Regions from separate parts of the Mus musculus genome. Here region 1 is linked to region 2. A link is a loop called in an ENCODE intact Hi-C map of the cell type or tissue named here. Cell type or tissue: heart. All regions are shown on one strand. Links, peaks and the distances in the headings refer to the core of each region. The heading gives the core; the rest is flanking DNA. Region 1 has its middle 180 kb from the start of Gm34361. Region 2 overlaps Gm34199 (a long non-coding RNA gene).

Evidence for each region. Peaks named below come from ENCODE experiments on the same cell type or tissue, not always from the same donor. Only the 100,000 strongest peaks of a DNase experiment are listed, where the experiment ranks them.
Region 1: it touches region 2 in a loop (2.1-fold over the local background); 2 of 42 quality-filtered maps call a loop at or near these places.

Annotation. Positions count from the first base shown.
Region 1 is chr14:101,370,961-101,386,965 of GRCm38, forward strand. No RefSeq gene overlaps it. Among named protein-coding and RNA genes, the nearest start is that of Gm34361, 180 kb to the left of the region's middle. In heart, for the core only: a CTCF peak has its summit at 8,583 (motif pointing left); no DNase peak of the experiment used is centred there; H3K4me3 peaks cover 220 bases; H3K27ac peaks cover 1,308 bases; H3K27me3 peaks cover 1,108 bases.
Region 2 is chr14:100,452,554-100,468,558 of GRCm38, forward strand. It overlaps Gm34199 (a long non-coding RNA gene), which reads left to right. Exons shown (of 6, transcript XR_003951137.1): 4 at 3,262-3,454; 5 at 4,634-4,829. Among named protein-coding and RNA genes, the nearest start is that of Gm26367, 42 kb to the left of the region's middle. In heart, for the core only: a CTCF peak has its summit at 5,800 (motif pointing left); a DNase peak (open chromatin) is centred at 9,098; H3K4me3 peaks cover 483 bases; H3K27ac peaks cover 2,036 bases.

The DNA of each region.
Region 1 (16,005 bases), core at 3,971-11,970, 920 kb after region 2:
GTGAAAGCAGAAGATGTTCATGCCCTTTGTGAACCCCGGCTTCTGTCCTTTGAAATCAGGAGCCAAACAATGAACCTAAGCTTGAATTAATGCAACAGATGATGCTCATTTAAGATACTACCAATAAGGGTTTCCTACTATCTAATAGGAGTATATCAAATCTCAGGTTTGTAAGTCACTTCAAGGAGACCAGTGAAAGACGATTCATTATTTACTTTATGAACAAATCTGGAATGAAGGCACTTAGGTTCTGAAAGTTAGCCCTCTGCACTAAGCTGTCCTGGTTTCATATCCTCATGTTCACTATTTCCTTGACATCATACAGAGACCAGACCACTTGCACATCCAATCCCATAGTTACTCCAATGATTCCAGTGTCCCTCCAAGTCAGCTTTTCCATACAAAGCTTGGCAGCCTTCCACAAACTCAGTCCTGTTCTGGCAGTGCCTTTCAGTAACCATAACTGTCTCCCACATGGAACCCTTACCCATCAGTTTGAGCCCCTCACCTATGTATACCACATGACACTATTCTGACATCACCAGGAGAAAGAAAAGTGCTGCTATAGGATTATATTTTTCAAATCCTACTTTTAATAAGGGTGTTTAAGTGCTTTAGCCTCACTTCTAGCCCACCATCCACCAGGGATAGTAGAAATGAAAGGTTAATAGGACAAAGGAGGATGTGGGCCTGTTTAGACATAGTTCTTTGGAGTGAATCCAATCTGCATTGTCAAGCTATGAACAGTTCAGTCACACAAATAAGCAGCAGTAGCTTGATCCACTCAAAAACACCATTCATGAACCAGCAGTGGCAGTTCGATCCAGAAGAAACCTTGAGGCTCTGCCAATCGTCCCAAGTCAGAATCAGCAAGAAGCCACCAGACAACAACCAGTTCTTTGGTGTGTTTCTCTATGAAGTCACAGCAAAAAATGATGACCAGCAAACAACAGCAGGCGAATAATACCATACAATGTCATGAGTGAAGACCAGCGTAAGCAACGCTGAACAATGACCGCAAAGAATGGTAAAGCATACCAATACCACACAGCATCATTCACCATCTGTTGGGTTATATTTGTTCTCTTTCCAAGCATCATGAGTTTTCTCAAGCAGAACTTTACATGCCCTTTTTCCAGGATGCATTCAGAAAAACACCACATGTCGGGTCTCAGCAAAACATCCTCCCATGTGTCTGCTTCAGCAGAAACATCCTCTCATACAACAGTTTCCAGAAAAACATCACATGATACAACTGAGTCTCCAAAAAAGCCAGAAACTTCCGCTTTATATTGTCCTTGTTCTTCTCTCCACAGTGCAGGAAGTGGAAACCAGCTCAGGTCAGTTCCACCCTCATCCTGAATAAGACTCTTTAGCTATTTTCAAATCAAGAGAAGCCATAATTTTTGCACCAATATTTCTAAAAATAACTAGAGTAAACAGCTCTTGTGCATTTACCTTCTCTCCTGTATTTCTTCACTGGAATTTGGCTTCTGCGACTGAGTAAATGCTCTGTGCATTTTTTGCCACAGGCAAAATTTCATATCCTCTTGGTTCTGAGATATGGATGCATCAGCTATTTCAAATTTTTGCAGACTAAATAGAATATTAATGGCCCTAATGATTTTTAAATACTATTTGCAAGGTTGTTTAAAATGTCTTGGCAACAATCAATAAGATAATGAACGTGAAAATACTGTGTACGTGGCAAAATGCTACCCAAGCATAAGTGAAAAGATTAAAATACTTTTTATAAAAAAATACCTTCGATGGAAGTTATTTGAAGGGATAGAATAGACAGTAAATAACCACAACTTATTCAAGTAGAGGATGCATTAAAAATAAATCCAGACTGCACAGATCCCTAGACCAACTCATAACAATAACTCATACAGTTTGTCGTTTTAAAACAAGAAGACATTATTTTACATAAACAGGGAAATAATCCAATGCAAGATATGTTGTTTTTTTTAAGCCTCCAGGATAAAAACCTGCTTTCATTGTTTTCTATTCTAAGAAGCTTAAATCAGAATAAAAAATATTGTCAGGAGAGCCTTGTATATAAACATAGCTTCAGAAGTCTGGGGCGTGTTACCACAGAACAAAGTATTAGCAACAAACATGATAGCAATGTGCAAGACAATACAACACTGAGAACATCCTATGCGACGCCTTCAAATGGCCTTATCTGCTGTCTCAGTCAGGGTTTCTATTCCTGCACAAACATCTTGACCAAGAAGCAAGTTGGGGAGGAAAGGGTTTATTCGGCTTACACTTCCATACTGTTGTTCATCACCAAAGGAAGTCAGGACTGGAACTCAAGCAGGTCAGGAAGCAGGAGCTGATGCAGAGGCCATGGAGGAATGTTCTTTACTGACTTGCTCAGCTTGCTCTCTAAGACTACCAGCCCAGGAATGGTCCCACCCACAAGGGCCCTTTCCCCACTTGATCAATAATTGAGAAAATGCCTTACAGTTGGATCTCATGGAGGCATTTCCTCAACTGTAGCTCCTTTCTCTGTGATAACTCCAGCTGTGTCAAGTTGACACAAAACTAGCCAGTACATCTGCGTAACTAGTTTTGCAAAAAATAAAAAATAAAATAAAAACTAAAAAATAAAAACCTTTAAGAGTCTACAGTGTTCAGTGTGTTTGAAAAACATAAGTTCATCGTCAGTTCGGGTAATTTCTAGATTTAGGAACCCAGGTGAAGAGCAGAATGGGTGGGACTTGGGAACGGGCGCCTTACATCTGTCTAGTTGGTATGAGTTGATGAAAAGGTGATTTGTTGGTTGTTACTTTATATGTGAAATGAAAAGGAATTTGGTTTGGCTACAGAAAAATCTGGGAAATGTCTACACTAAATAAAAGAAACCATACAAAGAAAAATGTAGAAAAAAAAATAAAACCAGCTAATTGCATTGTCCAAAAAAAAAAAAAAACTTGCATTTGTGAAGCCTGGTTTATATGGAAAAAAATGAATCTCTAATAAAAGAAACTTCTAAAACACAGAAGAGGATAAGAACGGCGAGCACAGGACAATTACTGTGGGCTTGTCTCCCCGCAGAGTTCCAGCCATCTACACATACCCTCTGAGAAATCTGTCCTGCCTGATCCCTGAACACCCGCTAAAAATAGCTTTATCACCTACCAGCCAGTTCCTGAAGTCTGTCACCCCAACTCTAGTCCTGCTGCTGACCAAGGAAGCCTTGATTTCAGAGCATCACACTAGAAGGTAGAAGCCCTTCAAACTGATTCTCAGGCTTGGAACTTCTGTGCATGGATGAGCCACACACAGAGATCTCTGGTCAAGAGAGAAAATAGGGCCTAAAAGTCAACTGCATGACACTCATCAAGCGTGCCCTGGGATTGAGTGCTTCAGAGAAGGAGGGGGGAGAGAGAGAGAGAAAGAGAGAGAGAGAGAGAGAGAGGGGGGGGGGGTGGGAAATAGGAAGAGAAGGAGAGAGGGGGAGAGATAAAGATAGGGATAGGGACAGAGACAGATAGAGAGACAGAGACAGACAGGCAGAGACATTGAGTGTCTTACAAAGCTGGTACCTACCACACTCCTCCATGCAGAGGTTGGTTTTCCTCTCGGAATCTCCATGAAGAACACCTGGGTGGAATTGTCACAAGGGCAGTCTATTGCATTCTGCCGGCTGGCAGTTTCTTCCTTAAGCCCAATTTCCTCCAGTCCTTTTCTCAGAGTGCCTCTTGACTCAAGTGACATGGCAAGACACAAACAGCTCAGTCTCCACCTACAACCCAGAGGGCAAGAACAAACTGCATCCCTTTTCTTTGCCTGAATAAAAATATCTAGAGGACCTCGGGGAAAAATAGGGCAATGGATATATGTGAAGAAAACTTCCAAAAATAAAACCTTTGTCGTAGGTCTAAGGCAGGTTCTGGGTGGGGCATTCCTAGGTCCAGCATCACATGTCGCCATGGGAGGAGTGTCTGGCTGCTAACAACAGTTTGAGATAAAAGTCTGTGCGAGACAGTGAAGTAGGCCTAGACTGTGAGACACCTACGACTATTTTCACCCAGGGTTGTATGCGTTAAACAGCCCTGCTCCTCCAACTTTCCACACTGTATTTTATAATAACAACTTTTGAACTATATAACTTTCATATATACATTCTGCTAGCTTAAAGCCCCTTTTAGGTGTGAAATGGAGAATTTTATAAGCACTTTGCTAAAGGTCTGAATCCTGAGATATACTAGGGGGAATGGCTTGCTTATTGGTTGTGCTTTCTGCCTGTTAGCAGCTTCTGATAGCAGGTACGCTCTTTAAAACATTTTTTCCATAGATATTCTCTTGGGATTCCCATAGGAACCTATGCATGGGAAAATACCACAGAGAGGAAGGCTTTGGGAAGGGGTGACTCCTTTCAGCTCTTCCCCAAATTCCTCTCCATGACTTCTGACTGAAACTGAATCTGATCTGGCATTTCCCCAACACTTAGGGTGATTTTCTTTTTTGGTATAGGAAAGCAAACAAGCAAACAAACAAAAGATTCAATTAGATATGACAAAGCAATCAGCTTTCTCCAGCCTGGGAAATTAAAGCACTGTCATTCTGCGTGCCGGTCTATGACAGAGCCCAGCAAGGGCTGATAAGAATGTGTCCACAGTGCTTACTTCAAGACGGTGAGACATTGATAGGGAACAAGAAAGCACAGGAAAGGGAAGATGAGAGAAGCCAGGGGGGATGGAGAGGAGGAAGGGAGGGGTGAAGGAGAAAAGGAGAGAGGTGGGGCTAGAGAATCTGAATCGCCTGTGAGAGCCCAGTCAGCCCACACTAGCATAGAATTTACCCAGTTTAAAATGTGGTTTGGAAATAGATATCAGAGTTAAGTAAGACATCAAAAGAATGACCACAGAGTGTCTGACAGCACAGTGACATCGGAAAGACAGCCAGGCAGGTTCCTAGCCCTTCAGAGAAGTGCGATCTTTTTTTTTTTTCCAAGTGATAATGAATTGGCTGAACATCCATCCATTTCTGATGCTCTCTCTGTATGCCAAGACCCTGCTTGTTTAAGCGAGAATGGATGTGGGAGGAGGCTTCTCAACAGGAGAAGCAAAGCTCAGGCCAAGGCCATGAAGGAGCCCCTGAGCAGATCATCCTAGAGCCTCCCTGGGTTTCTCCTCAGCAGCACAGTGCAAGCTGCCTGCAGCTCAATGCTCTCCCACGTGTGAAACAGCCCGATCTCCCAACAGAGCGAGACCCACTTGATGGATGGTGTCAGAGGGCTAAGGTGGAAGTGGATTTTGATTGCTTTGATTGTGAGAATCCAGGCATTTAAAATGCACGAGACGGCTTAACTCTTTATCTATTGGTGCTATAATAAATGGGACAGCCAAGGAACATTTCTGTATGTTCCGCAATGCAGGACAGAAGATTACATCAGTGTTTTTTGTCCAGCGTGTCTCAGGTGGAGTGATGAGATGTATAGTCTTCAAAACTAGCTTATTACATGAATAATACATGCATATATTTCAGCAAAAAATATTCAAACACTACAGATAATACAACGAAGTGAGTTCATGATTTTACCTTTTACACACTCCCACTGTTCTTTCTGCAGGCAACCAAACTTCAGGTATTGTGATTTTAGTCATTTTCCTGTATATTAAATGAACCACCGATTTTTTTTCCCAAATGTGAGTTTCAGTTTTACATATTGCTTTTCTTTTTCTGCTTAACTTCACATCCCTGAGGGACCCACTCCCTGCCAGGACACAGAGCTCTGCTTTCCTCTTTCGTATCTACAGAGTTAGTGTGGTTGATGTAGAACATCATACTTGGGCTTTTGAGGCTTAAAGGGAGTTTGAAAGGTTATGCAACACTGGCCAGGTTTTGCTGTAACTTAAAAAAAAAAAGTGGTAGCTTGCAAGTGCATGCTTAAGTTGTTAGTCATGGAAAAGCCACTTAACAACATAAATGACACCATCAGGGGGAGCAGGCTAGCATGCTCTCTACCTTGGAATCTAGCAAATGTTCTAGATAAGTCTTGGTTCTCTGTCTTTGTGCTACCTACTTTAAACTGGCCATGGTCAGATAACATCCAAAACTGACTATGTTTTATATGAAACCTGTGACTCTGTAGGTTTTTAACTCCATAGAGGAATGTTGGGAAGGGAAATGAAAATAGGAAACAGGTCAGCGGGCTGGTTGAAGTGTTCTCTGTATTTGCTTCTTTGCATCAATCCTGAAGGGCTGGGCAGTATCTTGCTAAACTCCGGTATTGACTGGATAATGTTTTTATTCTCCCCTGTGAATGGTTACTGTCTGACTTTTAGCCAATGGAATTTCTGATTACCAGTGTTTGGTTACGGTGCCGATAAACAGGCATCATTGGGAGGTTTCTACAATCTTTTTTTTTAAGAAAATAAAATGAGCCAAAAGTTTAGAGGCAGGGGGAAAATACTATCATAGTATGCTGATCTCGAGAGTTTAAACTTTTAAGACAAAGTGTATCCTATTTACTCCCCAGGAGCTAAAAACATGTCGTTTTATGTCAGTTTGTAATGAATTAGCACAACTCTTTGATCAATGACATCAAAGACTATCAGCAGCACCAATAATACAGATGTTAAAAATTTTTTTCATTGATTAAATGCCTGAAATCAATCAACCTTTTGCCATCCTCTTTCCCCCTCCCTTGCTCCTGCAGAAGTGAGATGATTCAAGTGAGTTTGAATCTGGATCCACGTAGCCTCCCAAGAAGGAGGATGGGGGAAAATGGGATCAACTAGACAGTCCACTCATTATCAGCGACTGCAACTGAACCCACCAAGACCTCATGTAGTTCAAGTTCCCTCCTCCAGGAAATATCAAAACCCAAGTGGTCCTCACACACTGAAACAGAGGAATTTCTAGCTGTGTTTCCCGTGACCACCATGGCTCCCCTGTATCCTCGCAGCCGACACAGCCCAGGTTGGTACAGCCCAGACTGGTGCCGCATCCTCGCAGCCGACATAGCCAAGGCTAATGCCCTTGTTCCGTTTGTTCAAGTAACTTTTCCAGGGCTCTGCTGTCAGGCGAATTATCTCAGAAACAAGCAATTATAACCACATTCACAGCTCCCTAAAAGGGTGAGTGCATTCTAATAACAATTTCTCATGAAAGAAATACAGTAATTGAAGGATTGGCAAGGATATCGCAACAGACCAAGACCTCTGGAAGATTCCCCCGCCCCTTCTCCTCGCTCTCCAAATTCAGAGAGGAGAGAGAGAGAGAGAGAGAGAGAGAGAGAGAGAGAGAGAGAGAGAGAGAGAGAGAGAGAGAGAGAGAGAGAGACTCTGCACTTTCTTCCCATTGGAGAAATTGTCCCTTTCCATCCAAATCTACTAAATATATTCTGCAAGGGAAGAACATATAGCCGCAGTAACAATAAGGAGTTTGGCATTCTGGGTTCTGGCCACGCTGAAGTCTTCAATATCGATGTGTTCATCTCTTGCTTATATTTTGTTGAACATAATCACAATGTAAAATATTTGCAGAGTGTTCTCCCTGAGGTAACACATGGAGAGGTGCTTTAGAAAGGCAGATTATCCTGCTGACCTAAGGTAAATTTCATCCTTTGGGGAATTAATTCGCATCTTTATCAGTATAGCATAGTACAGCTCAAATCAAGCATGGCGAGGCTTTGAGGCAACCAAACTATCCTGTATTCACTGCTAGATACGGTGCTCTGAATGAGTAGAACAGCCTCTCAGATCTCAATCTCCAGTGACTATAATACAGCAGCCCACAGTTGCAGCCTAGAGTCGCACGCTAACACGCATGCCCTCGATGCTTGCCCTCAATGCTTTACCTGCCCACAGCGATTTTTCTAAGACTGGGTGGTGAATTCTTTGGCATTAAGCACTTATCTCTGCATCCCCCACAACACAGAATAAAAGGCTTTCTCCATCCTCCTAGTCAGTAGCTAGTTGTTGGATTGATTAACCATCATTCTGAATAGTTTTTCAGATACTGGACCTCTGAAGTGACAAATAAACACACACTTTGAGCCAAGTAGTGAAAACCTTGTCAGACATTTTACCCAAAGGAAAGAAAGTTTTGCTTATTTGTGTTTATTTATATATTTCCTTTCGGACAAAGTAAACGTGGACCAGACGCGACACTACTCATATCGGTTTGTATATACGCATGCCTGCACACGGATTGGGGCTTTGAGACCACTCATTCCATTTGGTTCTGGAAACAAGGAAAGTAAACCATTGTAGGAGAGATAGAAAATGTCTAACCTTGCTTTGTTTTTCATGCATCCTACCAGAGCATTAGAACAGAGGGGAGACAAAAGGTAATTGAGCTGGGATCCGGGGAAAGCATTTTCTAAGTGAATAAAAGGCCACTGTGATGAGTTCAGCGGCAGAGGGAGTTCCCAGGCACATCTCCCGAGACTCTGGAGTCAACCGAAACACAAAGGCTTTCTTTCTCAAAAAATGCAGGGAATGCTAGCTTTAATATTTGCCTCTTGCCTGCGCTGGTGACACCGGTTTGGACCTCAGAACCCCACCAATGGGTGGCAAAGCTGGACTGGACGGATGGCTGAGCGGAAGCGGAGCGCCATCTACTGGCGACTGGAACAAAGAACGTCCTTTAGTCTCCCGCTCTGTTCCTGGGAGCAGTCCTGCTTCATTTATAGCCCTACAGCTCCAAAAAGAAATGACAAATTGCACGAGCTTCTTACCCCTCCATTAGCTCTCCTTCCCCAGTTAACCTTAAGGAGAATACACAAAGGAAAGAAACTGTAAACATTCTGGGAAAAGAACGCAGTAGTAGGGGGCGGGTGGAGTAGCCTGGGAACCTACTTGGATTTAGCTATTTGGTAAGGCTCAAGCAGGGCACTTCTCTATGCCCTCAGCTCCTCTGACTAAGGTTGCTAAATGCCAAGAGGCTCATAGAGTGACCTGAAACAAAGGCAGAGGGGTCTGGACACCCCCATCTCCCGGGACTACCCACCACACCTCCATTCCACTGTAGAGACTCTGCAGGAAGGGCTGGTTTTCCGCTGTGGTTTCCCCCTAGCCAGCAGCATAGAATCATTTGGTGGTCCCTCACCTTACCGTCCTCGTGCTTTCTGAGGAGAATTGGGACCTTTTTACCTCTCAATGGATCCTAGAATTTCCCCCAAGGAATTCAAAGAACACGGGGTTGTCCGTTTCAAAGGGTTAGCATAGCAAAACCATAACTCACTACAAGATCCTAGTTAGAAAGAGTTCCCTCTCTATCAAATCGAAATAGCAAGACCTGATAGCACTCTCCGTGAGGTTTCCAGTGACAGAAAACACTGTGACCTAGCCTGAGGGGGCTACATGTAGAACACAGTGCTTCCCAAAGTGTCTGCAGAGTGTGCTCTTCCCCAGAGGGCCTTCCTTGGGACGCCGGAAGTTGACTGTCTCACCCACCCTGCTTCTCAGCAAAGTCCCAGGAGTATGTCTCTAAGGCTAGGTTTTCCGTGACCACCACAGACTTTAGCATCCATTTCAAAAGGATGGAAGCCTTAGATGATGATGATGATGGTGATGAAGACGACGACAACGACGTCGACGACGATGCTAGTGATGATGATCTCAACTAGAAAAAAGAAAAATGTTTTCAAAGGGCTTGATGGCTGTTTTCAGAAAAGCCTGCAGTAGGTTCTGCATATTCTTGGTTATCTCTTAGGATTAAAATCTTAGTTCAGAACTTCAGAGAAGACAAGCTCAAAGTGGCTCCTCGCTCTTCACAGTGTAGCCTCCCTCAATTTCTAAGTTAAGTCCATACTTCATAGGAGAGCGCAGAAAGCATCCCACTTCAGTGATGACTTAGGTGACCATCTCAGATGCAGGAGTGCACGACTTGAGCAAGAGATCTCTGCAGATAGCATCCAGTACACAGACTAGCACTCCATCAGAGTGCACAGGCTCCCCCATCTTAGCTTTTCTGTATGTGGCTCTACTGTCTTTCATTTCCTGTCACCCAATCACATCAGTTCCAGAGCCATGCAGGTCTAGGTACTCATAGGCACCGGGTTCTTTTGTAATTGTTGATCCCTGAGCTCTGTTCCTGAATGATGGTGGATACCTGCCTGCCTGGGCTGCTACACACGGGATGTTCCAGCTCTCTGGTTTAGGCTCCTCGGGTATTTTTTCTTTTAATCTCATTTTGAACTCCATGGGTATAAATGACTCGCTTTTGAAATTGCTGATTCTTTGCTTACCTTCAGATGCCCAAATATTTTGAATGTAGAAGCCCTAAATGTGGAAAAACTGTAATGAGCACATTCATAAATAGTTAATACTAGTATCAACATGACTTCTGGAGCAAGAAACATAGATCTCCAGAAATGACTCATACCTAATTTTTGCCTGGAGTCAGTATCTTCTGGTCCAATTACCTTCCCTTCTCTGTACTATTGTAGTGATGTGATAATGCTCAAGAGTTCCTCCCTAGAACCTGGCCCATTCCAGCATGAAAGTATGGTGCTACGCTTGGGTAATTTAGAAGTACCATTAAGCCATAAGAGGACAACCAGAGTTCTAATGAGTTTTTGACTTCTGGTAGCTGTGACACAAATAGGCTCAGACTGAACATCCCACCACATACCTTCATCCAAGATTCTTACGTAATCTAAATAATAACCTTATGATGACACATTATCTCTCTTAATCTAAGAATAAAATAAAACACAGCAGTGTTAATTTGCTTATCCGAAGTAACAAAGTGATGTGGCTGCATACTGAACTTGAGATGGCTGCAAAGCTCAGATTCTTGCATTCCTTGCTATACATATTTGTCTTGCTGTGGCCACCTTTGTGGCAGTATTACTTGTTCTAGTATGTATTTTATGGCTGTGATAAAACATGAAAGAAAGATTATGGGAGGAGAGCGTTTATATCATCATTCAAGTTACGGTTTATCAGTGAGGGAAGTCAAGGCAGGAATATGAAGGCAGGCCTGCTTGCTGTTCCAAGCAAGAGGACCATTAGCCAGGTAACTTACTTCTCATCCAATGTACAGCAGGAACCACAGGGGAGGCTGCTTGCAAGCTGGCTCCCTTGTAGGCTCATGCTCTGCTAGCTTTGCACAGTGGTCTGGTCACTCCTGTATTAGTTAAACATCAAGACAATTCCCCAGAGACGAGACCACAGACCAATCTGATTTAGAGCAGTCCCTCTCAGATGGCTGTAGGCAAGTTGACAGTGAAAGCCAACCAGGACACTAGCCAAGAAAGAAGACAAAGATACTCTGGCAAATGCTCAAACTTACACCAAAAATGGAAATACGAATGCAATGCCCCCTAGTTCCTCTGTCTATTCTGTGCCCCATCTGACAGCAGCTCATTTGGATCTGGAGAGAGATTGTGGAGATTCTTCAGTTGCTAATAAGACTGAGAAGTAGAGTTCCAAAGAAAGGAAAACCAGGGCTCTGTTTATGAACAGAAAGAACATGAGTACAGGAGGTGAATATAAGAGAGTGATGGCTGGAGAGAGGGCTCGGTTGGTAAAGCAACTGGTGCCCAAGCGTTGGGACTGGAGTTCGGATCCCCAGGTGGGGAGAACTGAAGGAGAAGACAGCTGAAATGGCTGCTGAACTCTCGGTGTTGTTTGATTGGGTGAGGGATAACACCTATAGCAAAGATTAGGGATATAAACAAGGGAGCAAACTTAAGTCAGGGAGAGAAGGAGACGATAACTTACTTGTTCTTGGCCAGAAACACAAAATGATTAGGTAAGCCATACACCCGGAGCACACACATCCTTAACGACAGAGCCTTTGCAAAATTGCAAAATAACCTGAAAACATTTGAGAGCTTCAGAAGTCCCTTTACCTACAGTTTTGTTCTATTCTTGTCACGGGATCATTCAAACGTATCACTAAGAGCACAGCATCATTTACACATGATTTCACATTCCAGATCACACATGGACACAATTAGCCTGCCAATAACTGGGGCTGTCCTTCCAGCCAGCAGAGTCCAGAAAGCAGAGACCCATCTGTACTCCAGATTCCTGTCTGTCTCCCAAGAGGCTTCCAGGAGACTAGACTGTGACAAGAAATCCCTCCCAGGCAAATCCCAGGTGTGGGAAACATATACAGACATGGTCTGTACCTCACTCAAGAGGGAGAGGGCCAGCTGGGCCTTGTTCAGAGGGATTCAGGATTGAGACCGCAAGGATGATTTAAAGCAGGCCATCTCTGGAGTAGAAGACGCATGGGATGTAACGTTAGAATCACGGGTGGATCGCTTCCCTCATCTTGGCAACACGCAGGGGCTGCTTGCCTATGACCTCAGCTGGCTCTCGGTGGAAACAGCCTCAGATATGACCTGAGAGGCAGAATTCAGAGAAGCTTTTTCTAGATTTGGTGGGAAATGTGATGCCAATGAGAATAAACCTCAGACCGACCTGCGTGGGTAGAGTAGCCTAACCTCAGGAGTAGATGGCTTAGTTAGTGTTGAGACCCCAAAATACAGTTCCTCATGTCGTAATGACCCCCCCCCAGCCATAAAATTATCTTTTGTTGTTACTTTATAGCTGTAATTTTAGTACTGTTATGAATCATTACGTAAATATATGTGTTTCCCAATGGTCTTAACGTGACCCCTGTGAAAGGGTCATTGCCCCCTCCACAGGGGCTGTGACCCACAGATTGAGAACTGCTGGCTTAGAGACTCATTCTTAGAGAAACACTGTCCCTGCTACAGCACTCTTGTGGTCATTCAATACTGAGGACATCCTGGAGTTCAAGACAATTAAAATGCATCCAGGAACTTGGTTTCCCTAGCAAAGAGAGCACAACTCACCAGTAAAATTTGAATTTTAGGTGAACAGTGATTTATTTCAGTAGATAAATGTCCCCCACACAATTCATGAACATGGACATTCTGTACAAATTATCTTTTATAAATATAACTTCAAATGTAAATAGCCAATAGACATTTTATGTCACAATCCTACATTTTAAACCTTAATTTATCTTGTATTTTGACAGATTTGACTCTTGTAAAAATTTCACTACACTGTTTAGGTTCTCACAAGAGTGGCTAAAAAAATAAATGAATAAGGTGCTACTAAATATAATTTTATGGAGTACTCAGATTCATCTTCACCCAAATCCTGCCAGAAACTTCTCTTCCTGTTTCTTAATCTTATCAGTCACTAATTGATCAATTCACCTACACACTGCTCTAACAGACACTAAGTCCCTACATGCACTGGTGCACAGGTATCTCTCTCTCTCTCTCTCTGGTTTTTTTTTTGTTTTGTTTTGTTTTGTTTTTTTTTTTTTTGGTTTTTTTTTTTTTTTTTTTTTTTTTTTTGGTTTTTCAAGACAGGATTTCTCTGTATAGCCCTAGTTGTCCTGGAACTCACTTTGTAGACCAGGCTGGCCTCGAACTCAGAAATCTGCCTGCCTCTGCCTCACGAGTGCTGGGATTAAAGGCATGCACCACCATGCCCGGCTCACAGATCTATCTCTTAACTGTAATGGGATGAATGGGCTCCCATATTTTTCAGTGAGCAGTCACTATAAACACATCTCTTTTTTATTATTATTATTAGATATTTTCTTTATATACATTTCAAATGCTATAGTGAAAGTTCCCTATACCCTCCCCCCATCCTGCTTCCCTACTCACCTACTCCCACTTCTTGGCCCTGGCATTCCCCTGTACTAGGGCATATAAAGTTTGCAAGACCAAGGGGCCTCTCTTCCCAGTGATGGCCGACTAGGCCATCTACTGCTACATATGCAGCTAAAGACATGAGCTCTGGGGATACTGGTTAGTTCATATTGTTGTTCCACCAATAGGGTTGCAGACCCCTTCAGCTCCTTGGGTACTTTCTCTAGCTTGTCCATTGGGGGTGGGGGGACCTGTGTTCCATCCAATAGCTGACTGTGAGCATCCACTTCTGTATTTGCCAGGCACTGGCATAGCCTCATACAAGACAGCTAGACCAGGGTCCCTTCAGCAAAATCTTGCTGGCATATGCAATAGTGTCTGGGTTTGGTGGCTGATTATGGGATGGATCCCCAGGTGGGGTAGTCTCTGGATGGTCCATCCTTTCATCTTAGCTCCAAACTTTGTCTCTGTAACTCCTTTCATGGGTATTTTGTTCCCTATTCTAAGGAGGAATGAAGTATCCACCTACTGGTCTTTCCTCTTCTTGATTTTCTTGTGTTTTGCAAATTGTATCTTGGGTGTTCTATGTTTCTGGGCTAATATCCACTTATCAGTGAGTGAATACCTAATGACTTCTTTTGTGATTGAGTTACCTCACTAAGGATGATATCCTCCAGATACTTCCATTTGTCCAAGAATTTCATAAATTCATTGTTTTTAATAGCTGAGTAGTACTCCATTATGTAAATGTACCACATTTTCTGTATCCATTTTTCTGCTGAGAGACATCTGGGTTCTTTCCAGCTTTTGGCTATTATAAATAAGACTGCTATGAACATAGTGGAGCATGTGTCCTTCTTACCAGTTGGAACATCTTCTGGGTATATGCCCAGGAGAGGTATTGCTGGATCTTCTGGTAGTATTATGTCCAATTTTCTGAGGAACCTCCAGACTGACTCCCAGAGGGGTTGTACAAGCTTGCAATCCCACCAGCAATGGGGGAGTGTTCTCTTCCTCCACATCCTCGCCAGCATCTGCTGTCACCTGAATTTTTATCTTAGCCATTCTGACTGGTGTGAGGTGGAATCTCAAGGTTGTTTTGATTTGCATTTCCCTGATGATTAAGGATGTTGAACAGCTCCTTGAGTTCTTTGTATATATTGGATATTAGTCCCCTATCAGATTTAGAATTGGCAAAAATCCTTTCCCAATCTGTTAGTGGCCGTTTTGTCTTATTGACAGTGTCTTTTGCCTTACAAAAGCTTTGCAATTTTATGAGGTCCCATTTGTCAATTCTTGATCTTACAGCACAAGCCATTGCTGTTCTGTTTAGGAATTTTTCCCCTGTGCCCATATCTTCGAGGCTTTTCTCTACTTTCTCCTCTATTAATTTCAAAGTCGCTGGTTTTATGTAGAGGTCTTTGATCCACTTAGACTTGAGCTTTGTACAAGGAGATAAGAATGGATCAATTCACATTCTTCTCCATGATAACTGCCAGTTGTGTCAGCACCATTTGTTGAAAATGCTGTCTTTTTTCCACTGGATGGTTTTAGCTCCCTTGTCAAAGATCAAGTGACCATAGGTGTGTAGGTTCATTTCTGGGTCTTCAATTCTATTCCATTGATTTACCTGTCTGTCACTGTACCAGTACCATGCAGTTTTTATCACAATTGCTCTGTAGTACAGCTTAATGTCAGGCATGGTGATTCCACCAGAGGTTCTTTTATCTTTGAGAATAGTTTTTGCTATCCTATCCTAGTAAACACATCTCTTTATCTTTTAATTAACTAATTATTGGTTTTTTTACTTATTCACTTTACATCCCACTCATTGCCCCCCTTTGGGTCACACCAAACACAATCCTTCTTCCATCTTCCCTCCCCTTCTCTTCTGAGTAGATGGTGCTCCCCCTGAGTATCACCCAACACTGCCCCCCCCCAACTTCAAATCTCTGTAAGGCTAAGTGTTTCCTCTCCCACTGGCACCAAACAAGGCAGTCCAGCTAGAATATATCCCACAGATACACACAGCTTTTGGAAGAGCCCCCATTCCAGTTGTTCAGGACCCATATGAAGACCAAGCTGCACATCTGCTACATATGTGCAGGGTGGCCTAGGTTCAGCTGTGTACGTTCTTTGGTTGGTGGTTCAGGCTCTGAGATCCCCGAGCGCCCAGATTAGTTGACTCTGTTGGTCTTCCTGTGGATATCCTATCCCCTTTGTAGCCCAAAATCCTTCCTCCCATTCTTGCATAAGAGTACCCAAGCTCCATCCACTCTTTGGTTGTGAGAATCTGTGTCTGTCTGAACCAGCTGGTGGGTGAAGCCTCTGAGGATAACATGCATGTCTGCAAGCATAACAGAGTATCATTAATAGTGTTACAGATT
Region 2 (16,005 bases), core at 4,800-12,799:
TGATGTAAAACTAGCCACCATAGTAGTTTTGCAGTGATTGTCACCAAGGGAATGATTAAAGTTACTCTGCCTGTCTCTCTTTCAAAACAGTGAAAACCTAAGAATGAAGATGGGGAAAAGGTTCATGTGCCTGGTGTGAGAGTATGGCAAAGATATATCTGAATGTTGGATGTGATGTATAGTTAACTAATCAGAGATGATCATGTAAACAAAAAAGTATTAAGATATTCATATATGTTTATGTATATATACTAAGCAAAACCGTTAAGTAAATTTAGAAATTAGCCGGAAGTCAAATTTAGGAGGAGACAACTATTTGCTTCTGTCAAGGTAATGGAAGAAGGCTATAAAATGAACAACACTGAAATATGTACAAGTTGTGTGGCTCGTATAAATCTAATTTTGATCTATGTGCTTGGTTACAAGACACTCTTGGTTTTGGAAGATTGCTGCAATCTTCTTGGTGGGAAAGGAATATATTTTCCCTGCACAATAATTCAGAATTTCTCACAGCAGTTTGCAATAAATGCAAACTCGGTTGACATCTCTTCAGGCAGAGGTAGAATTGTTCATCCTAACACTCTTAGCTTCTGCAGCTGAGCTTTCCCTTGGAAAGGCCTGTAGACAGTTCCACTTTGCATTTTTAAAGCCACTTCCCTATACCCATCTTTAAAAGCATGGCTCAGCCTGGGAAGACCTAGGGCCATCTCTAAGGTCTAGAGGGTTCAACCTTAGAGGGTTAAACAAGTACCAGGCGAGGCTGAAGGAAGCTGAGGAGAGGACCTGCGGTTCCACCAAAGCCCTCGCATGTATGACTCAATTTCTGGCAGCCACAAGCTCAAAGCTCCTCATGGGGCAGCTTCATAATTAAATGTTGAAATGAAAGTGTGCTTCTATGAAGGAGCGCACACTGCTTTCCAAAGCCTAATTTAATATTCGTCTTCAGAGCTCACAGCTTAGTTGAAAATTCGACCTTAAGATTCTGCACACTTAAGCAGGTAGGATGTGATTAAGAGCATGCCTTGCTTTCTACGCACTGAAATTCAGGGTCTTCATTGGCATATATATATTGACAACTGGATCTGTGGCTTTTCTCCATGCTGATACCACATGGGGGAGTCACCATGCAGAGATGGGGACCAATGTGAAACACGTTAGGAGTTGAAAATTTAGGTTTTTGCACACCCCCCTGGCCTTAGTGTGAAGGAAGAACCACTCCCGAGACTCTGTGTGAAGACAACATCCATTCACAGTTGACAGACCAATAGCGCAGGAGAGGGGTAGAAATAATGACTTCCTAGGAAAAAGAAACAGCAAGCCAAAGCACAGAAATGAAGCCAAGACCCGAAACACATAGTAAAGATAATTCAATCCATGCAGATCACAGAGGTTGGGGCCTGCCATTTAAGGTGTCAGTCCTATTGCTGATGCTGTGTGGTTTAGGACAAGATGCTCCTCCTGGTCTCAGTTTCCCTTTGTGGATCCATTTATATGATTCATGGAATGTTTCATAATTCCAGCATCCTCGAGTTCTATTTTTCTCCTCTTGAGTTTTGGTATGTTGTTTGATTTTATTACAGCAAAATACAAACATGTTTTATCTTTTGCAGCACTGCAATGGATTAGCAAGAGGTTTAGTTTTGAAGGTACCCAAAGTCTCTACATTTATAAGTTCTGCAACCCACCCCACAAAAAATATCTGCACAAGGTCTCCGAACCTGCTTAACTAGACCAAGCAGAGGAAGTGCAGGACTAAACTGCAAGGGGAAAGGCTTTCCTATGCAAAATTCCAGACTGTGTTGTTTAATACTAACAGGGTCTTTTCAAGGCTTCTTCCTGAATATGCTGATATAAATTAGATGCTTTCTCTTGACTATTAAAACTACTTGCAAACAGCTAGGAGTATAGCCCCAAATGCCTGTGAAAATCTCATTTCCATTACCTGCTGAGACCCAACATGGAAAAGCTAACCAAACAAAATTCAATTATTATATCCAAGACTTTAAATTAATAAACTAAAAGTCACTTTTGAGGTGTCAGCTAAGAATTCATGCACATGTATGCAGCCATGCCTTCTGGGGGCGGGGTCTGAATTTTTCCTAATTAATGAGAGACATTAATGTGCAGACGAAGCTCTGGGCTGGAATGCAGGGTACTTGGGTTGTAGCTGAATTCAACTATGTTATACGCTACTACTGTCAGCACTGTCTGCTCCCATGTCTCTATCTCCATAACTGGTAAAATGGATAAGGAGCTAGAAGTGGTGTTTAATGGTAGAACAGTTGCCCAATATTCATGAGGAATTGGTTTATCCCAACTACCTCAAAACATTAAAAGTTCTGTCTATGATCTTGTATGATCTTTATTTAAAAGTAAATATCTCTACTTTTCATTTGATTTTTTTATTTTAATATTTTTATTTTAGTGATTGTCTTGTTGAGTATATGTGTATGAATGCATATACCATGGCCCAGTCCTGGTCTTAATTCCTTCAACCATATGGACCCTGGGCATCAACTCAGGTTGTCAGGTTAGTGGTGTTGTGCTTTACAAAAAGAAAAGAGAAGCCAGAGATATGTTTGGTGGAGGCTCAGGATGGGGGAAAGGGTGCCTCTGCGGGCCCATGCTGAGGCATCCCTTCCCCCTGAGGGACCAGCCATGAGAAAGTGAGAGAGAGAGAGAGAGAGAGAGAGAGAGAGAGAGAGAGAGACAGAGAGAGAGAGAGACAGAGAGAGACAGAGAGACAGAGAGACAGAGAGACAGAGAGACAGAGAGTAGAGGATTAGAGGCCTGCCATGAGCACGTGAAGAGAGAGGGGGCGGGGAATGGGAAGAGAGGGGGAAGAGGCTAAGGGCCAAGAGTAAAAGAAGAGAGCAAGTGAGTGAGGAGGGGGCAAGCAGCCTCTTTTATAGTGGTTGCTGCTAGGTAACTGTGGGGCGGAGCCTAGACAATGTGAACAAGGGGTTGACTCCTTTCCGCTCCTGTTGATTTGTCTCCTCAGCTTTAGCTTCACGTTTTATGTTCTCAGCTCACCAAGCTTGCATAGACCCTGGAATCCCACCATTATGCCTAATGCCAGATAAAAGTAGAGGTTCAGCAAATCTTTTATATAAACACAGAAACAATCTTGGCTATAATGTTCCTCAAAAGTTATCATTCAGGAGCTCTTGGACAAGCCTCCATTCTTGAAGAATAAACATGAGATGCTGTTTGTAGAACACAGGATGCCTCGGATGCTTACAAAGTTGTCTCATTCTCCAGGTGATCCTTTTCGAAACGCAGAGCCCAGATCACATGGAAGGCAACTAGAGCAGCATATATAGAGGCTTCCTGGACTCTCACTCTCGCTTGGCTGGGCCCTGTGGCTCCTGATTCATTCCTCCCCTAGGGAGAGGCACAGTAATCCTGAAGACTGTAGAAGATAGCAGCTTTGAGGATGAGGGTGATTCTTGAGGTAGGAGCATCATTGGAGGAAGTACAGAAAAGGGGTTTCTGCACAGCTCCCCTGTTCTCAGATCTCAAATGTACTTGGAAGCCCTTAGAGTATAACTAGAATATGTCATAGACTTATGATGATATTGTGATTTAGTCAACATCCCCTATTCCATTTGACAGTAGAAATATATTTATTTTCACTCATTGAATACGGTCTTTTGGGTAGGTCTGTGCTTTCTGAAATGAGAGTCAATAAATTCCAAGGGCACAACCATGAGATTAGAGGGTTATGCACATTTCTCTCGACTCACATAATTTCTCTCTATATGGCAAAGTACAAGGAGTTCCATATAATTCATGGGGCTCACGGTTTTTCTTGTGGGAATGTAAAATTTACTTGAACCACTTACTTTTTAAGAGATGAAATGGATATAGTTAGACCTACCTGGTGTGTTTTTTGTCTTTGTTTTTATTTTTATTTTTTTTACTCTGTGGAAAGTTGGCTTCCTGTTAATTGCATGCACGGTCTCAAAGCTCTTTACAGAATCTTTCATAAGTGATATTAATAGTAATGGTAGATTTTTTATTAATAATGCATAATAACAATAGCTCTCATTAAAACAACATCAGTTAAGTGATTAGAGAAATGGTTGGAGTTGTGGTTAGAGAATGGGCCTGCAGACATCAGTCCTGCTGAAGTCATTTATTTTTTCCTTATCAAATAGAGACAACTATAATGAGCGATTAAAAGCTTAATAAAATTCTGCCCTAATTGCATAACTGCAGACTGGGGGTTTTGTTTGTGGGAATGTCCTTGGTGGTATCTTATGATGAGGTTTCCCCAGGAGAAAGAACAGAAAACAAAGCATCCTTTGCAAGTGCTCTTAAGTGAGTCATGGTTTTCTCATTGCTTCCTGTACTACAGTTACCATCAGGAGTGGAAAGGAGCAGGTGTCTGGCTTTCAGTCCCAGCTTTGTTATACACTTCCAGCTGACCATATAACAATGGCTTTGACGCTTGGCTTCTTAACCGTTGTCAGTCAAGGATTCCATTGACTTAGTAGATAATTTCACTAACCAGTGTTCTACCAGGTGCCCTCTGAGCGCACCCTGCACCCTGGCCATTTCCACCTTTGTCCAGAGGCTCTCATTTCCTGGGTTTTTACTCTGCCTCTCTTCTGCTTCTGCATCTTCACAGGCACAGGAAGGCCACCTATGGCCATACAAGCTTAGAATCCTGCCACTCCAACTACTTCTCTGCCAGCTCTTTCTACTCGCCCCCAGACAACCAAGGATAAGCAAGATGAATGAGCTCATCTTAAGAAGCTGAATGCTGGGGAAGCCAGGCCAGCTCTTGATGCTTCCTTTCCGGTTCCTTTCCACGCTATATACAAGTATGTCCTAAAGTAGGAATGAAGCAATGTCTTCAGTATGGATGTTAAACCTCTACAATGATCAATGCAAGGTAGAGGGCCACTATGTGCAACAATGTAAGAAAAGTCTGGTAGAAAGTCTACTGAAGTCATGATGAAAATGGTAAACACTGGACTCTCAGGAAGACAAAGCAAAGTTGAGAGCAGTAAAAGTATTCAGGGAGTCTTCTGAAGATCTAAACCTTAACTCTTAGGGAAGAAAGTGTGTGTGTGTGTGTGTGTGTGTGTGTGTGTGTGTATGTGTGTGTGTGTGTGTTTGAGTGTGTGTGTGTGTGAGATAGAGAGAGAGAGAGAGAGAGAAAAGTGTGTATGTGTGTAATATTTATAACTTATATGTATATGTGTTATATATGTTTATACATATAGTCACATTTTCTAGATGTATAACTTAGAAAGTTAATAATATCAACACAGTTTTCTAAAAAGTGAAATTCAGACTTCATATAGCTTTGTCAAAAAAAAGAAGTATTAAGCAATGATAAAATATGAGCTGACTTAATTTATACTGAGGCTCTCAGGAAATTTGTAGTTTCTGAGTGCGATCTTAACCCCGACAAAGTCAGCATCTATGTGTTTAGGCAGGAGGCTGACCTAGTCTGGAAGCATCAGAATAAATAATACCTCATTGTATTTGCTTTGGCTTGCCATGAGTATTTCCCCACTCCTGGACTCCATGAACTTTGCTGAGTTTTCTATTCCTGACTTCTGGTATTTGGAATGGAGACTCATAAATGGAGATAAGAGCCTTGAAATTATGGTCCAGAATCTCTTCCTCTGCAGGCAAGCTTTAGCTTTCATTTCTAATTTCCCTTAGAAGGAGAACACACATATTGTCTCTCAAAATTATTTGAAAGGAAGCTTCATTAATCACTACGTGGCCACTTCTTAGCCTTAGTCCCAAAGGTCTGGTAAGCTTTAAATCCCTAGTGACACCTGCTGGGCAGACCTCTGCTCCTGCTGCACCCTTCCCTCAACCTGCCTCTTCCACACAAAACTGCTGGCCAGGAGGTGGGGGGCCCATTGCTGCCTCCTCAGTGTCCAGCCAGTCTGCTCTCATGCAGGTGACCCTCGCCCGTGTAGCCTATTCTCACGGTTCCTGAGTTCCTCTGCCTAGGCCCCAGGAATCAAACAAGAAGCTACCAAAGCAAGGCATGGAAAAGAGTGCTGGGGTGAGAAGGGAGGGAGAAGGAGAGGGAGAGGGAGAAAGGGAAAGGAGGCAGAGACACTGACAGAGAAATGGAAAGACAGAGAGAGACAGAGAAAATTTCAACATTCGGCAACCCCCCCCCCCCCCCAGCCCTAAGTTACTAAACTGCTTCTTTGTCTGTAAACTCTGGGGTGAACGATGCCATTCAGCCGTATGTTTTGTTCAAGCACAAACCAAATTATGCTATACTTGCGTATATCTGAACATATTGGTTTATCTTACATAGAGTTTAATTGATGCAAACTTGAACTTCAGTGTGTTAGATTTTCAGGGAAAACACCATCCTGCAATTCAGAGCGTTATGTTTTTCTTTGAACAAAGAGGAAAAAAAAAAAAGGAAAAAGGCAATTAAAACCCTGCTTTCTTTACTTCATCCACACTCTCCAACCACTACAGAAATCCTGTTTAACCTCTTGGAGTGTGACCTCTTCTGTCCTTTCCTGTCCAATGGCAAAATTTCCCTCTGAGCCAACATCTGCATCCTTGGACAGATGTACTTGTGTGCAAAGTCCATGTTAGCTGATCAAGCGTGGCTTTGTTTGCACTTATTCATTGCTCACCCAGCACTGTGTAAGTGGTTTTGCATATTAACTAAGTGCACAGTAACCTTTCTTTACCTCCTTAGAGCTCCACCCCCTCCCACCCGCCGGGGGAAATCAACACTGTTACTCGCCTAGGAAGCTGCCAAGAGGTTGTCATGGCAACCGTTCAGCTTTCAGCAGCTACTTTTCTGGTTTGAAGGGGAGGGGAGAGGAGAGGGGAAAAAAAGCACCATCCACCCAACACACTGAGGAGAACTAGGCAGTTTTCTGATCAGAGTTCAGATAAAGAAAGTCACAGTAATTTGTGGCCACTGACTAAAATAACCCCGGGGATGGGAGAGTTACCACATAAGAAGCAAACTAAAAAGGTAAGCGCAAGAAAAAGGCAGTAATTAAGTTATTCGGTGGTGGTCACAATATGAAGTATTTCGGATTTTGTCAGCCCATGTCATCTAAGATGTTATCTCATGAGTCTTTTTTTTTTCATCCCGAGCCAAACAAAGATGATTTTTTTTATGGGATTCCAAACGTCAGGGAGGCAGCGCAGGAGGGTAAGCCAGCCCCAGAGGGGGATGCTCACATCTGAAAGTCATTTCCCCAAAACTTCATTTAACCCAGGAACAATGCGGCTCTCAGGCACCAGGAGCTGGAACCAGGTGCAGTGCCAGGTCAAAAGGCAGCCTCCGGAGCTCCTCTCAGTGGGGGTGGCTGGCTAGGTGTGCCCAGAAATGGTCTGATTTCAAAGGAAGGTCTGGGTAGGGCTAGACAGGAAAGGGGCAGAGTCAAGAAATGAAAGTTAAGAAACCTAATGCCCGTGGGTATAGAGGCACCCAAAGCTCTGCTAATCTGTCTAGACTCCTGTATTGTCAGAAGAAAGTAGCTCAACATGACTCTTGGTGGCAGTGAGCTGCAGGGTGTGGCAGGAAGGGGCTCTGAGCACTAGAGTGGAAGGACTTGGAACCTGTGTCGCATCCTTTTTGTTCCCCTGTCTGGCTGTCTGATTGTCCGCCTGTCTGTCCATCTGTCCATCTGTCTGTCTGTAGCACCTACTTTCCACTGGCCAACAAATTTCCCAGCATCCTCAGTATTCAACCTTCTATATTATTGAGCCCCTTTAAGAAACAACATAGGAACACGTTTTGCCGTAGTCGTCAGCACACAAGCTACTTTCTGAATCTTGGATGTGTTCTTCAGAACCCAGCCGCAGCTACAGCATCCAGATACATTTAAAGGAGCTAATAATAACATGGAAACAAAATAAAATAAAATAAATTGAATAAAAGAAAATAAACATAGATGGGGCTGGGTTGTGAGTAAATAAAAATATACCCCAACCACCAGTGCTGTTTCTAACACGTGTTTTCTTTAATATTTTACTCGATTTTTATTATCTTTTTTTAATGAGTCTTCATGGACTGTACTCTCGGGTTCCAGCACCGGTTAAAGGAGGTATCCTTCAGTACCGCTGTAAGGTTATCATCCCTTTCACTAAATGATGGTAGGGAACTTTTGGCATGAGCCAACTTGTGCTCTGACCTGAAATCCAACTCCCTTTGCCAAACTTCCTGTCTCTGTGGTGTTGCTCACTTGCATTTCGGATTTGACTTTGACAAGCAGAGAAGAGTTGAGGGTAAGGAAAGAGGTGGTGGGCAAGGCCGTGAAAGAGATGTCTATAAACACTGAAGACATACCATGGCTGAAGCCAATATTCTTCAAGGTGGAGTTCAGAAGTACATGATGACAGACCTTCAAAGATCACAAGGAACAAGAAGACAGGAGTGTGATGAGGCCCAAATAAAAAGGACCAGGACCTATAACCATTTATTCTGGCCAAACTGCAAAGTTCTTGAGACTAAGAAGGGCCACTGATAAGATCAAGAACCTTGCCTTGATGCTGGACTTTTTTCCTGCAAAGCTGAGGGAAAGTTCTAAGAGCGAAAGGCAGAGCAGAGCCTCCCCTATGTCACGAATGTAGCTAGAGGCCCCGGCTTACATAACTGTCACAGGATACAGAATGACAGTCCCTCAGCCTACAGTAAATGTGATTAAATTATCTCATCAGACCCGTTCTCCTGAGGATTTCTACAATTTCAGAAAACCATCTGTTAATGTGACCTGTCTGCTAGACCCCCACACAGCGCAGGACAGAGACATTTGTATTCAAAGACATTGCTCCCTCCAGTGATCCGTTGGAGGCCTACCAAGTTTAGTCTCTGCAGCCAGTTGAGGACAGGAATGAGACATGGGGAAATAACAGGGCAGGAACGAGATCGAGCAAAGAGAAAATTCAGAAATTTGTTGTAACTCAGGCACAGATTCCTTCAGCTGACCTGATCTAATTCCAGCAGCGGCTCTCTCTGAAGCCCTGCCACAGCTGAATTTATTTTTATTTTGCCTGCTCAGAGGCAGTGTACGCTGAAGGCAAGAGCACATCACCTTCAGGGGAAGTACTGCAGAGTGTATTACTCACCCCGCCCCCACTGTGTGGAAAGGTTAATTTGAATAAGGCTGCTGCTTCCACAAATAGAACAGTAACGGCACACAGAGAGATGGCCAATGAGAGCAGCTTTCAGTGATGTCATACTTATACCTGCTTCTTATTATTTGCTGAATGGTAACAATGTGTGCCTTTAATCTTACATTTCATTGGTTAAAAGCCCTGCCATTCTAAGTACTTCTGGAGAGTTTTAGGCACTGCGTTTTTTTTTTTACATACTCAGATTCCCCCCCCCCCCCCATTTAGTGTTTGTACCTCCATAAACTGCTGGAAAGTGAACATTTTAAACATTTGTTCTGAAAACAAATATAGCAGACTTTATAGTTCAGGCCCTGCCTACAGGGCATCCCGTGGTCCATCTAACAAGTCAGGGACAGTGTGAGAAAGGATGCTTCATTGATTGCACCCATAGTGAGAACACCTTGTCTTAGTACTGTCCCTCTGATTTAATGGAAAACAAGCAAACTTATTTGGGTTATTTTGCAATGTAGTCTTTCATGGAGCAGAGCTTCCTTAAAAGCACTGGATCTAAGCTTTCTTACTGTGTAGGACTGAGGTCCTTGGAGAAAGGAAGACCTGCATGGCTTATTTTTGTCTTAAGTGGTTTAGAGTTTTAAATCAATTAAATTTTATATCATTAAAATGTGTCTCAGATCACTCAAACTCCAGGGCTTTTTCTGGAGAAACTCCTCCAAGCCAGCTTGGAAAAACCATACTCCCTTGAAGTGCAGGTAGATTAGTTATTCATGGGTTAGGCATTAACCAGCCTACTAAAGGAAGAAGAGGAAGGTTCTGGTTAGCACGAGACACAGATGTGAGTGGGAGGTCAGAGGTAAATGTGGATGCTCCAAAGCCTTGCTGTGTGCGGAGAGGAGAGGGCTCGGGGTCATCCTCACCAAGCAAAGTCAGAGCCTCAAAGGACCAAAGACGAACTTGAGCTGTCCACACTTAGGTAGTAAAGCAGAGCGCAGACCCAGAGGTTAATCTGCGCCACTGCCAAGACAGCACAGTAAATGCTCCAGTGAGGAGGGCAGGGCATTAAAGGACCAGGTAGTTTCTAATGGGCACAAAGGAGAAGCAAGGGGTTCCTGGGGAGGGAGTGGATGCTTGAGTGTGTCTGCAGCAGACATTCCTGACTGGATGTATGTGTTTTCAGAGACATGTTGGGGGGAGGGAGGGGGCCGACAGGTGCACAAATTAGCAAGAATGATTCAAACTAGGAAGAACTAGAAAAATACCAATTCTTTGGGCTGAGTTTGATGTCCTTTGAGTTTGTGTGTTTGAATATTTGGTCTGCAAATATTGCTGTTTTGGGAGATTGTCAACCCTTTAGGATGTGGAGTCCAGTTGGCAGATCTAGGCTGATAAACGTAGGTCCTTAAAGATTGTGTTCACCTCTGGTTTTAATCTGGCTCTGTATCCAAGTGTAACATGTGAAGGGTCATACCGCAATCCCTTAGCACTAATAGAGCTGCCTTGGCTACCAGGCCTGCCCTGTCCTCTGAAGCAATGAATCAGAATGACGCTCTGCTTCCTTAAGTTGCTTTTTTTCACGTATGTTGTTTCAGTGACAAGAGAAGTAACTAGCACACAAAGCATTTTGAACATCTACATCTCAGACAAGTAGCTGACATCAATAAGTTTTGAAATTTAGGTGTGTATACCATCGCTTACTGTCTTCAGAGTCTGATGAGAGGTTATCTAGAGGGCACAAAACTCTGATTTTTCATCTGATGTACCACCCCTGCACTTATAGCTTGGGAAATATTACAGAAAGATCTCAAGAATCAGAAGGTCGTGACATCTGCCTTGCGATTGTGTCTTCTATATATCTCTGGCAAGTTAGACCTATGAAATCACAAAAATGTGCTTGCCTAAATAAGATATGACCAAGGGAGAATACCAATTAACATTCAAACATGGATGGGGAACTCTCCCAAGCTTCACCCTCAGCTGAGGTGCAACTAATGACTCCTGAGAGAGCAAGCTTCACTCTTCTCTAGAGACAAGCCTCTGGATGACGTATCTAACCATAAGTGTCAGTCCTAAACATAATACACATAGGAGTAATACCAAATGGATGAAGAGTTTATTTACACACACACCACCAACCGCAACAGCAACACCAGGAACACCACCACCACCACCACCAGCAACAACAACAAGAACCACATTAACACCAGCAACACCAGCAGCAGCAGTGTGGCAGAGTCATGCATTTGAGAAGGATTTCTGAGTATCACAATGGTATAGTTGGTTGGTTGGAGGGGGAGGAGGCAGGAAAGTGATGCAAATAAAGTTCTCATGTATGCTAGTCTCAAAACAACAACAACAACAACAACAACCCTTTAACTTATTTTTATTTTCTTATACCATGAATAAACCCATGTGTGAACACTGCATTGAGGACCTTCCCCTGGCAAGTGTATGAAAATGGAAAAAACCCACTGAATTTTCTTCAATATTTGCATCATGAAGTCATGCTGAATTTTGTCAAACACCTTTTCTTCACATCTTGTTGAAATTGTTATATAGTTGTTGTCCTTAATCCTATTGATGCGGTCCATTACATTTATTGCTTTGGGTATGTTACACCATACTTACATATTTGTGAGGAGCTTGACTTGGTCATGAGTATGATTTTTGTTTGAGATAGCATCTCCCTATGTAGCCCTGTCTAGCACAGAACTCCCGAGTATCGAGCTGCATCTGCCTTGCCCGTGTTAGCTTAACAAGCAAATAAGATCTTTTAAGTATATTCTTAAATTTAGTTTTTAGGTGTTTTGTTGAAAAAATTGCATTTATGTTCGTCAGGAAAGTTTGCCTGTAGTGTTGGGGGTGTTTTGATGTGTGTGACTTTTGCTTTTTTCTTCACAGAATGCGTTTGGGAGTGTTCTTATGTTCCTTCTATTCATTAACCAATTAATGCAGTGGGACAGTTTTAGAAAAAAGAAATGAGAGTGTCCTCTTTTTGAGTCTCACAAGATCAATCCAAAATGGATCAAAGTCATACACTTAAAATCTGAAACATTAGAACTTGAGGAGAAAACACTTGCCCCCATAAGCACAGGCAGTGGTTTTCTGGATAGGGCATGTGATGTCATAGTATAAGTCAGAACCCCAAGATTGGCAAATAGATTAAAGAAAATTTAACACCCCCCCCCACCCCCGTACAGCTAAAGAGTGAATAGCCAGACTATAGAGTGGAGAAAATCTTTGTCAGCCATATTTCACACAAGGGGGCGGGGATTCCTGGAATGTATAAATAACTGCCAAAATTAAACACACACACAGAAACACACACACACACACACACACACACACACACACACACACACAGAGAGAGAGAGAGAGAGAGAGAGAGAGAGAGATCTTGCCAACTAAGAAATAAGATACTTACCTAACTAAGATGTTCTTAAAAGAAGGAACAAAAATGGTTAACAAATATTTAGAAAACATATTCAACATCCTGAGCCACCAGGAAAAAGAAAATTAAAACTGCTTTGAGATTCCATCTCATCCTCATCAGAATATTTAAGATAAAAAAGATGCAACTAAACACAAATGGTGGTAAAGATAGAGGGAAAGAAGAATATTTATTTACTGCTACTAGCAAGATGAAATGTTGGAGGCATTATGGAAATCAGTATAGTGGTTCCTCAAAAAACTAAAAATAGAACAGCCATATGACCCAGCTGTTCCACTCCTGGGCATATACCCAAAGGAATCTACATCCCACAGCAGAAATATTTACACCCATGCTTGTCACTGCTATATTCATGGTAGCCAGGAAGCAGAATCAACTCAGATTTCCATGGATAGATAAAGAGGTGATAAAAAAGCAATACACATGGACCTTTTGTTGATAAACAAAAGTAAAATTATGAAAATCATTTCAGGGAAGTGATTGTATCTGGAAGTTACTCAGATCTGGAAAGACAAATATATCCTGTTGTCTCTCATAAGCAGGTACTAGCTTTTAATTTTTAAAATATGTCTATAACTGGGTACAGTACTGCCTGCCTTTAATCCCAGCATTGGAAGGGCAGAGGCAAGTGGAGCTCTATGCGTTTGACACAAGCCCGATCTATATAGTGAATTCCAAGTCAGCAAAGGCTATATAGAAAGAACCTATCTCAAAAAGCAAAAAGCAAAGACACAACAAAATAAACCCAAACATGTACATATGTGGGTGTGACTTTGTATATGTGCCATGAACTAGACCCAGACAGGGGAGGGACACTAGAATAGGAATCCTTCTCTTTGGACCTCTTTGCTTACTAACCGTACATCCAATACTTCATCCAGCTCCCACTTAAAATATCAACATTATGGACTAATCTGACTTAACACCTGTTGAAATGGTGTTCCTGGTGCTTTGGTTCCCATAATTTTCTACACTACGTCTTTGTTACTACTCTTCACAACTTGACATGTCTTGATGGCTATATATTTTGACTTATTTTCTGTGGTAACACATGTAAGTGATCCAATAACTACCAAGGGTGTCTGACGTCTCCTGCCTCATTCTAAGAGGTAATCAAGCTTTTCCCATTGATGTAAGACTTTGCCCATCATGGGTAACAATCAAATTACAGGCTATGACTCCATATTGTCCCAATAGTCTTTCCACATAGGAAGTCGGTGGTCTTAAGAGTTGATATGGAGGAGAAAGAGAACCAGTGTTATAGAAGAGATTAAGAGATTAAGAAAAAGAGCAAGCCCTTGGGTAAAAACTATGAGCTGGTATCTCCTTTCTTAGGACTGCTTGCTTCATTTTCCCTCCCACACTTCTGAAACATACTCATAGTAGCTCCAATTCTCATGAATAGTGGACTCTTATCTTGGGACTCTGAATCATTCAGAGAGCAGATAGGAAATCCAGGAAGCAATAGTAAATTCCAAAATGAGAGGCATTCTCAACACACATTTACACATACAAATTTAATGGAGAGAAGAATATAAGTTTCAAAGATGATTTTAAACTCTCCTTACTCTGCCCCTCTCTGAGTCAATTGTGATGATAAAATAGACCCTAAGACTTCTATTTCCCAAACAAATGCAGGTCAACAGAAGATGATATAGAGCTTAAGTAGTGTTTCTTCTAACATCCCGAGTCGACCATCTAGTCAGCTTGCATTTCTCACTCCTTTTAAATACTAAGCCATTCACATCTCAGCTATGTTCTCACCTATGGTCACACCTTCTAGAATACTCCCCAATCCAACGTCCAATGTTAGAGATTGAATCTAGGACCTCACATCTTCCAAGCAAGTGCACTACTGCAGAGCTACATGCCCAGCCCTAGAAATTTTTAACATAACAACAACAACAATAGAATAATAATAGAATAATAATAATAATAGAATGAACAATCAGACTGCTCTTTAAAGCCATGAGATTTATGGTTCAAAATTAATTGGCTATGTTCTTCCACCTATCTCTTGAATGATGCACAACTTCAGTATTTTTAAGTGTTACTTAAAGCAATGGAGCATATATAATCATCTAGAAGTCATGAGTTTCTTTTTAAAATCACATTGTTCTAGAATATCTGAAATAGGAAGAAGAGAGTTTCTAACAGGTAAAGCCATGCACTGCTCTGACCAGTATGCTCAGGACAGCAGGAATTTAGAATTTAGGTGGTGTAACACTGTTGGGAACAAAATAAAAGGGGGGCCCCTGGGCAGAAGTGGGATAGGAAAAAGATGCCCACGCCCTGACAGAGTTTCCCTATTCTCTGGTCAGTCAGGCGTGGGAGGGTTGCTACCTACCTTATCCACTCAGCCCTGGGTCAGCATTCCTCTATCCCACTCTTCAGAGGATAGCCAAGGGGCAGCCCTGCTTGGGGACTCCCCCGGAGCTACTTCCCTAAAGCCACCAGGGGTGTGGGAGAGAGGGAATGGGTGAAGAAGTTCCCAACACCCATCAGAGTGTGCAGCGAGCCTTGAAGGAGCAGAGACTGTCTATGGTTTAAGAGCTTTATTATAGAAATGCAGGGGAAAGAGAGAAGGTAGAAAAGAGGAAGAGAAAGAGAGAGGAGGGAAGAAGAAGAAGACAAAGAGAAAGAGAAAGGGAAGAGGAGAGAGAAGTGAGAGAAGTGAGAGGTAAGAGGACAAAGGAGTAAGAGGGTAAGAGAGCTTGGTGGGGCTGAACACCCCTTTTTATGGTCTTCGCTGTTGCTAGGTAACTGGGGAGGAGTTTAGACTGAAGGTCAGAAGCTTGGGCCATTGCTTACGTGACTACTGACCATGCTTCTCTTGTGGGGCCTGTGGGAGGTGGTACCTTAGTCAGAGGCCAGAGTTTCAGGAGCATGAAGAACCTACTGTGTCATGTAGGCGAATTATGACCATGGGGATCAAACCTCAGCTCGACTGGAGACCTGCCTGCAATTCCCCACATAACAACCACATTTCATTCTGCAATTTCAAATCTGTATCAAGTTTTTGAGTGTAGCTCTTACAATCTCCCCCATGCATATCATTGGGTCTGGAGTCAGAGATCCTATGCTGAGTGATGTTTATTTCTAACTGGTAATCAAACCGTCAAGAACGCCTCTTAGCATCTTCCTGACTGCCCCTTGCAGGAGCTGCTTTAGCTGGGAAAGCCCCACATTTCCCTGTAAAGTTACAATGACCTCCAAGTCATATTCTGAGCCCTGTCTTCACTCACTTCCCTGGGCTTCATCACCTCATTTTAACCTGTTACCTTATTTTCCTTTAAGAAAATACTTTTGATGAGGTCATTCCTTTGATTAAAGACCCCTGCTGGTTCCCTTGCTTAAAATAGAGGTTAGGCTGGCATATAGACCTGATGGCCTGACACGGTTGGGCTGGAATCCAAGCAGCTCCAATTTCTTGGTATGTGACCTTGGACAAGCTGTTCGGCTTG